3 separate regions of the Homo sapiens genome follow, and all the other regions are linked to region 2. The links are chromatin contacts, found by Hi-C in ENCODE. All regions are on one chromosome and are shown on one strand. The core of a region is the stretch at or near the end of the contact, and the rest is flanking DNA. Distances in the headings are between cores, read along the strand shown.

Evidence for each region. A loop is a pair of places that touch in the nucleus more often than their neighbours do. Pooled maps may share reads with other maps.
Region 1: a loop to region 2 is called in a map of heart left ventricle, with 10 times the contacts of the local background. The contact joins the promoter of CAD here to the promoter of CCDC121 in region 2. A Hi-C loop is called at or near these places in 2 of 168 maps with a recorded cell type or tissue (CD8-positive, alpha-beta T cell and heart left ventricle) and 9 of 50 pooled maps.
Region 3: a loop to region 2 is called in a pooled map, with 12 times the contacts of the local background. The contact joins the promoter of PREB here to the promoter of CCDC121 in region 2. A Hi-C loop is called at or near these places in 7 of 50 pooled maps.

Annotation. Positions count from the first base shown.
Region 1 is chr2:27,216,004-27,218,703 of GRCh38, reverse strand. It overlaps CAD (carbamoyl-phosphate synthetase 2, aspartate transcarbamylase, and dihydroorotase), which reads right to left and starts at 1,335. Exons shown (of 44, transcript NM_004341.5): 1 at 1,071-1,335; 2 at 688-827. The coding sequence starts at 1,152. It overlaps ATRAID (all-trans retinoic acid induced differentiation factor), which reads right to left. Exons shown (of 7, transcript NM_001170795.4): 6 at 2,084-2,181; 7 at 1,547-1,860. The coding sequence ends at 1,756. RefSeq lists a silencer at 1,234-1,463.
Region 2 is chr2:27,627,723-27,630,422 of GRCh38, reverse strand. CCDC121 (coiled-coil domain containing 121) reads left to right here and starts at 1,411. Exons shown (of 2, transcript NM_024584.5): 1 at 1,411-1,473; 2 at 2,506-2,700. The coding sequence starts at 2,624. It overlaps GPN1 (GPN-loop GTPase 1), which reads right to left and starts at 1,373. Exons shown (of 14, transcript NM_007266.4): 1 at 1,254-1,373; 2 at 471-564. The coding sequence starts at 1,364. RefSeq lists enhancers at 1,129-1,228, 1,269-1,578, 1,639-1,698 and a silencer at 2,147-2,441.
Region 3 is chr2:27,133,365-27,136,064 of GRCh38, reverse strand. It overlaps PREB (prolactin regulatory element binding), which reads left to right and starts at 1,429. Exons shown (of 9, transcript NM_013388.6): 1 at 1,429-1,778; 2 at 2,344-2,533. The coding sequence starts at 1,644. RefSeq lists enhancers at 1,491-1,540, 1,016-1,672 and a silencer at 1,611-1,710.

The DNA of each region.
Region 1 (2,700 bases), core at 86-2,585, 410 kb after region 2:
AGGGGAAACCTCACTGTAGGAAGAAACTCAGTTTTCTCACCTAGAGGTAAGAACACAACTGAAAAGCAGAGAATCAGACGAGGCCATGTCAGTAGGTCTAGAAGATAATGTCACTGGTTTTGTAGGTAAACTGGCACTCACTGTCACAGAGAAGTATGTGACCCTAGTTTCCAGTCTCTTTCCACTAATTTATGTAGTCCTAAAAAGCACTGCTCCCATCTGACTCTGCTGCTAAAAAAAAACCTTCAATGGATCCTTTACCAAACTAAGCTGACTCTGCTTTGGCTTCAGGTCCCTCCATGCCCACCGGATTTAACTTATCTGCAGGCTTTTTTCTCCTGACTTCTGCATGCCTAACAAGTTGGACAAGGCTGTTCCCTTACACCTCTTTTACTTTTCCTTGATCCATGCCTTCACTACATACAGAATGCTTTCAGCTATACCTGGAGCCTTGATGCCCTTAACAAAGGCGGTAGCTTTTTCCTGAGGCCTCCAACACTCTGTGCCTCCCAAGGCACTTAACAACCCCTAACTACAGTTACTAGTGATCTTAGTCCTTGACTTTACTACTTCAGTGGGTATGTTTTCTGCAGGATGCCCAGCAGGGTGTCAACGTCTCCTACTTCACTAATAGTTAACAATTACTGACTTGAAAAGGAATGTAGAGAAAGCACTGGGTGTGGCTACCTTGCAGAGACCGAACTCATCCATTTCATCTGGGGGGATGCCATAGTTGCCGATCAGAGGATAGGTGAGCACTAAGATCTGTGCCTTGTAGGAGGGATCAGTGAGGGCCTCGGGGTAGCCGACCATGCCGGTTTGAAACACTGCAAGAAAGAAGCAGGGCTGGGCTCCGGTAGGGCACCCTTCGGAACACTCCCCGCGCGATGAGCACGCCCCAGTGGAGGCTGCCTTGGTCGCGAGGGGTTTATGGCGCTGGGGCCCATGGGCACCGAATGGGGGAAGGGGGTACGCTGGCGGGAAAATGGCGGGGTCTGGACGGGGAAGGTTGGGAGGAGAGGCGCATCACAGAGTGGGATAAGGTCTGCAGCCTAACCGGGCTTGCTTACCCACTTCCCCGGCAGTCGACACGGCGGCCCCAAAGGGCTGGCCCCGCAGGACCGACCCGTCCTCCAACACTAGGGCCGCCATGGGAAGGGAGCTCAGAGGCGGGGGCGAGTACGGAGAAGCGGGAAGGACTGCAAACTCCACTGGAACCACGTGAGGACGGCGCGCCGGAGTCGGTCCACGTGGCTAACGGCGCGGGGCGCTGGAGAGAAGCCGGGCGCGGCAGCGTAGGAGCCTCGGGCGCGCTTGGCGGCAGCAGCAGAGACTGCGGCGGCGCGGACACAGGCGGCGTGAGGGGCGGGGCCGGGCACGTAAGGGGCGGGGTCCGCGGAGCCACGGGGAGTGGGCCCCCGTGGTCTCCGCACTGCAAAACCGGGGGAAACCTGAAAAAACCGGCTGCCCTAAAGCAGTCCCTCCCACCCCAAGCAAGAAACACGTAAAGGCAGGGCGCCTTTCCTTAAAAAGAAAGAGAGGAAAAAAAAAGAAAAAAGTGTTTATTATAGGCAACAACACCAATGGGAACTGGTATTTGTCTACACCAAGGGAGTGCAATTTTTCATCTTCCAATGGCGGCCTCAACCTTGAGGCGAATCCACTGGCGAAAGATGCCTTTCTAGGAAGCAGAGCTCCCTGACTGGGCTAAGATAGTTCAGATTGATCTTAGGTCAATGGTAAGACCTATGTAGTTCATGAAGTCTTGGCTTTTCGGCGCTGGGTCGCCCAAAGCAGAATGGAGACGGATAGAGTGGTGGCTCCCAGAATCCCGAAGAACATAAGCAGTGAGAACGAGCCCTGTGAACAACAGACCAAAAAACACCCCCATACAACGTTACACGGAGGGCCACATCCTAACACCTAGTTCTTTCCTAATATACCTATCACTTTGTCTAGGGCAATTCTATAGTTTTCCACCTATAGGAAATTTGTATCAGCTCCTGGTCTTGTGGCTCTCCTTTCTGAGAAGACTTGCTCTATGCATTCCTTGTATCCCTAGTTAGACGGCCTAATTCCTCACCTGGCGCATACACTTGTATCCATGGAAACCATCAGCACAAACACACTGCAAAAGACCTGGACCATCAGGTACACAAGATCCATTCTCAGGACACATTTCTGGAGGCCAGAGAGAAATAGAGAACATCACTTTATCCATTTCATTAGGCATATTTCTCAATTATCTGTTTCAACTTAGATTCTCTCAATCATTGCTAGGATAAAGGAAGAAGAAAGAAAATTACAGATAAAAACAGTAACAATAATGTCAGGCCTCTGAGCCCAAGCTAAGCTATCATATCCCCTGTGACCTGCACGTATACATCCAGATGGTCTGAAGCAACTGAAGATCCACAAAAGAAATGAAAATAGCCTTAACTGATGACATTCCACCATTGTGATTTGTTTCTGCCCCACCCTAACTGATCAATATACTTTGTAATCTCCCTTACCCTTAAGAAGTTTCCTTGTAATCTCTCCCACGCTTAAGAAGGTTCTTTGTAATTCTCCCCACCCTTGAGAATGTACTTTGTAAGATCCATCCCCTGCCCGCAAAACAGCACTCCTAACTCCACTGCCTACCCCAAAACCTGTAAGAACTAATGATAATCCCACCACCCTTTGCTGACTCTCTTTTTG
Region 2 (2,700 bases), core at 162-2,661:
AGACTCTGTCTAAAAAAAAAAAAAAAAAAAAAAAAACCTAAGCTGTTTAGGAATGCAAGCAAATCCAAAGGAAATGAAAGTAGATAGTTTAGAAAACATGAAAAAAGAAGGCACTGAAGACTGGCAGGCTGGAGGCTTTACAGAGTCTCACTCTATTGACCAGGCTGGAGTGCAGTGGCACGATCTTGGCTCACTGCAACCTCTGCCACCCGGGTTCAAGCAACTCTCCTGCCTCAGCCTCCCGAGTAGCTGGAATTACAGGTGCCTGCCACCGTGCCTGGCTAATTTTTTGTATTTTTAGTAGAGATGGAGTTTCACCATCTTGGCCAGGCTGGTCTTGAACTCCTGACCTCGTGATCTACCTGCCTCGGCCTCCCAAAGTGCTGAGATTACAGCCGTGAGCCACCACGCCTGGCCTTTTCCATTCTCTTTAAAGCACTGCACACAAGTTATGTTACTGGTTTACTCACCAATATTGGCAGGAAAGGGAACTTCATGTACTGCTGGATCCAGGTTGATCACATACGGTGGAGTGCCTTGGGCATGCAGGTGTCCTGTGAGCCTCTGCAGAGATATGGGGAGAGGGTTGGAAGGAGACAAAGAGGGGACAAGAGAGAACTTCCATTCCTTTAACACCCATGCCTTAAGAATATTGCACTTAGATTTTCTTCTACCTGAAATATCCACCATGTCCACCTCCAAGATACAACTCTCAGTTCAAATGCTACCTTTCTTCATCACCCATCTAACAAAGCTTCCCCTACTCGTAGTCACTTGTTTACTTGTTTTGATTCTTCGTATGTGGGTTTTCTCTATCTCCTCCATTAAATATTTGGCCCCACGAATGAATCTTGTCAACCTCATTTTCGCTATATCCCCAGTGAATGGAACATGACAGGCGTGCAAGAAATATTTGGCAAATCTTCACCAAAACCTGTGTGCTAGCACTGTATTAATCTTTAAAGTTACTTGTAACTTGCCTCCGAGAAACGCAATTTTATCAGCAAGACAATTCCTGTACAACGTGGTAAGCTGGACCGAGTATGCCCTGAAGGTGCGCAGAAGAGAGCCTTAATTAACCTGGCTAGGGCCCGAGGAGGCTTTGCCGGGGAAGGAACTAAAGTTGATGGGAAGCCCCCGAAAGCCATGCGCCGGTACCCTCCAAATCCTCTTCCCTCCCTTTCTTCCTGGCCTTCCGCCTGCCGGAGGCAACCTTTTGCGCTCCCCTACTACACCCATGCTGTGTACGTCACCTGTACAAAAGTGGTTTTCCCGGATCCCGCCATTCCCAACACCAACAGACACACTGGGTGCCGCGGACCCCCAGAAGCCTGGAGCTCAGCGGCAGCTGCGGACGCCGCCATCTTCCTCCTGGCCCCACCCACCCGACCATAGAGACACCGCATGGGTAGAGAAACTTCCGCAATGTTCTGGGCTGCGAACGAAAACCACCACAGCGTCAGAAAGGAGCGGGTGAGGGGCGCGGCGGTTGCCAGGGCATCTTCTTAGCGTCGGGCAGGGCTGATGAGTCAACTAGTGACAGTGGCGAGGAAGTGGGGGCGCTGAGCAAGCGAGAGGAAGGCTGAAGGGAGCTAGGAAAAGGGCGCTGATCTCTGCAGCCTGGGAGGGCTTTTGTCTCCCGGAGGAAGGCCAGAAGAGATGGGGTCCCGAGGGCAGGGCTCACACAGCAAGAAAACGAGGAGCATGCCTGTCATTTTGAGCCCACAGAGAACGGGGAGCGGAGCCACTGGAGGACCGGCTGCTCGGGCTTATTCGGTAGCCGAGGCGGTTAAACAGTTCAGGGCTGGACCAGCCGGGACTGGAGCAGGGTGCAGTCTCCAGGGTTGCTGGGCAGCACCGAGACCCTTTGAGCACCGAACGAATAAACTACGGGAGCTTTCCACACTTGCACATTGTTCCCGCGAGTTGCAGACGCAGGTTCCTGATGCTAGCGCTCATTCCTTGGCAGTCACCCTCAGTGAACTACACAGTTGCCGTGACCTTCAGGATGAATGCTTGGATTCCAGGTGCAAGTAGGTACTGGAGGGGAGCTTCCTCCCCTCCAGTCACTGAAGGTCCCTCAGAAACTCAGGAAAGATGATGAAAGAGCCTAGAAAATTATTTCTACTCCTGACCACCCAGTCTGTTTCTGTGACCCTTTGTAGCTGCAAACAGTGTTCAGTAAGTCATAAGATCTGGCTTTAATACCCAGGCTCTGCCACTTGCTAGTGGTGTGAGTCATGGGCAAGTCACTTAAACTCTCTGAACCTGTTTTCTCCTTTTTTAAAACTGAGGTAATACCTCCCAGGGTTGTAGTGAATGCACGTTGTAAATGACGAGCTACATTCCTCATCCTTTACCACTAGCTGGATTCCCCACACCTTGCATAATGTCTGGAACATTCTGGTGCTCAGAAATATTCTCTTGTATGAATGAAGGACAGTTGTGCACTTACTTCCTAAAGTTTCATTAACTGACAGAGGAATGTCTCGTTTGTTCTTTCAGGTTTGCTGAGGGCCCCAGAAGGCTCCTTCCACCGTATCATAGTCTAATAAATAATTTTGTCAAGCCAGAGAAGCTAACAAAGGTAGAGACAAGGCTTAAAGAAAAGATAGTGGCGGAAATGACGGATCTGAACAAGCATATAAAACAAGCTCAAACCCAGCGGAAACAGCTACTGGAGGAATCCAGGGAGCTACA
Region 3 (2,700 bases), core at 180-2,679, 490 kb after region 2:
TATGCAGAGAGCTTGGCCAGGCCCTTCACACATCTAATTCAACTCTGTGGGACAGATATTGGCATCCCCAAAGATGAAGCCACTGCGCTATTCCTCTGGGTGCACCTTAGGTTAATGAGAATGCAGGAGAGGGCGTCTCTTTGCAGGGAAGGACATCCCTTGTGCTCGCTCTCAGGAGTGCACAAAGGTCCTCATCAGATCAGAAACCCGAGGGAGAATGGAGTGTCAGGCGCAGAAGATACCTGCCCGGGAGCCAAACTGCCCCCTCTGAGGCCAGCAAAGCAGCTGGCCACCCACCAAGCCACCAGCCCAGGAGTGTGAAGCCTTGAGAAAGGGAATGGCAGACACCACCCCTGCCAAAAGTGGGCGATAGGCGTTAAGGATGACAGACGTGTCCTCATACGAGGAAGCAATGGATTCAGCATTTGAAGTCAGGTTTATTTTTAAGTTCATGCTGCCTCCGTTAAGAAGCAAGAGACTCCGGTGGTTTCTGGTGTGTGCCCTCGGGCAAATCACTTCCTCTCTGAGGTAAGATGCAAAGGCCTGTGCTCCTAGGAGTTGGCATATCACTCCTCAGATGGGAACAGTCCTTATTTGAGGATTTTATGTGTGTGAGAGACAGGGTCTAGCTCTGTTGCCCAGGGGCTGGAGTGCAGTGGTGACATCACTGGTGGTCCAGCGCAGCCTCGACCTCCCAGTCTCAAGTGATCCTCCCGCCTGAGCCTCCTGGGCACCTGGGCCCACAGGTGCCACGATGTTTGGCTAATTTTTAAATATTTCGTAGGGACGGATCCCCATGTTGCCCAGGCTGTCTCGAAAGCCTGGGCTCAAGCCATCCTCCTCTCTCGGACTTTCCGAAAGTGTTGGGATTACAGGAGGATTACAGGCATGAACCACCGTGCCTGGCAGAGGATTTTTTTTTTTTTGAGACGGAGTTTCACTCTTGTTGCTTGTTGCCCAGGCTGAAGAGCAATGGCAATGGCGCGATCTCGGCTCACTGCAACCTCTACTTCCCAGGTTCAAGTGATTCTCCTGCCTCAGGCTCCCGAGTAGCTGGGATTACAGGCGCACGCCACCACGCCCTTTGTATTTTTGGTAGAGACGGGGTTTCTCCATGTTGGTCAGGCTGGTCTCGAACTCCTGATCCGCCCGCCTAGGACTCACAAAGTGCTGGGATTACAGGCGCGAGTCGGATTTCTTTATTAAAGGTTGACCTTCATCAACCTCCATTGGCTCCACCTCCTCCGCCCGCGCCCCGCGCCCCGCACAAAAATGGCGAAGTCGGTGCTGGGCGACTCTGCCTCCGCGCCAGGGGTGGAGAACCGAAGCCCCGCCCCGGGAAACGCGGCCCCGCGGCCGGCTAGTGCTGACGCGTGTCGGCGCTCCTGCGCCTGCGCGGAGGGAGCCGCGAGACAGGTGCGCATGCGCAGTGCGCGTCTGCGAGACCGACTTGGACGGAGCCGAGCTGAGGCTCGGCTTCCTGCTGATGGTCAGGGTTTTGGCAACTCCCCGGTGTGAGAGGGGTAGGGAGTGCTCCCGGCGGCGACGGGGCCGAGTTCACCAGCCGCCGGGGCAGTAGTCGAAGGCCCGGCGCGGCATGTCCTGGGTGCCGCGGTGCGGGCAGTGAACGCGCGCCGGGCGGGATGGGCCGGCGCCGGGCGCCAGAGCTGTACCGGGCTCCGTTCCCGTTGTACGCGCTTCAGGTCGACCCCAGCACTGGGCTGCTCATCGCTGCGGGCGGAGGAGGCGCCGCCAAGACAGGCATAAAGAATGGCGTGGTGAGAGCGCAGGGCCACTGGGGCTGGGTCTTGCTGCGGGCTGGCGGCGATTCCAGGGTGGCCGGGGGGTCGCGGGGCGGGCCACACTCCAGCTTCGGGCCCTGCCCACTTCTGTTGGGAAGACCCGCTTGCCTGACGCCCAGGGGCGAATTTCAGTCGAGAACTCAGCGGGCGGAGGAGAGGCTTTTAAGGTAAAGTGAAAACTGCACACAGCTGCAGAGTCGCCAGGAACGCTTCAGCTCCGCCTCAGAGCAGCTCCAGGGGTCTTATACTGGCCTTTTCCGGGAGGTCTTGCCTGCCCTCTAGCAGCGGCGAGAGTGGTGCATTTGGGTTTAGGCTAAGTTCCTTCCCTCTCCTGAGCTTCACCCTGTTCTGTAAAATAGAGGTAATAATCCCAGTCCTGCTCACTGTGTAGATTTGTGAGGCCCAAATGAGAGAAAAAAGACTCGAGAAACCCTTGTGAACTAGAACGTGCAGAAAGCAAAGGGGTAAGACATCAGACTCTTCCCTAAACGTGCTCTCTGGGCACCCCTGAACTTGCTCATCCGGGTTCCCCCTCCCACAGCACTTTCTGCAGCTAGAGCTGATTAATGGGCGCTTGAGTGCCTCCTTGCTGCACTCCCATGACACAGAGACACGGGCCACCATGAACTTGGCACTGGCTGGTGACATCCTTGCTGCAGGGCAGGATGCCCACTGTCAGCTCCTGCGCTTCCAGGCACATCAACAGCAGGGCAACAAGGCAGAGAAGGCCGGTGAGGAGCTCCCTCTCTACCCCCTTGGGGAAAGGGTTGAACGAGTAAGGTCACTCTTGGTGTCTCTAAAGAAGTGGGTCTGGAAGTAGGGTTTTGGTAGCAAGCTAGAAGTTGTATGGGCACCTGCCATGGAGAGAGGGGCCAGTACTCCTTACTGTAGAAGCCTG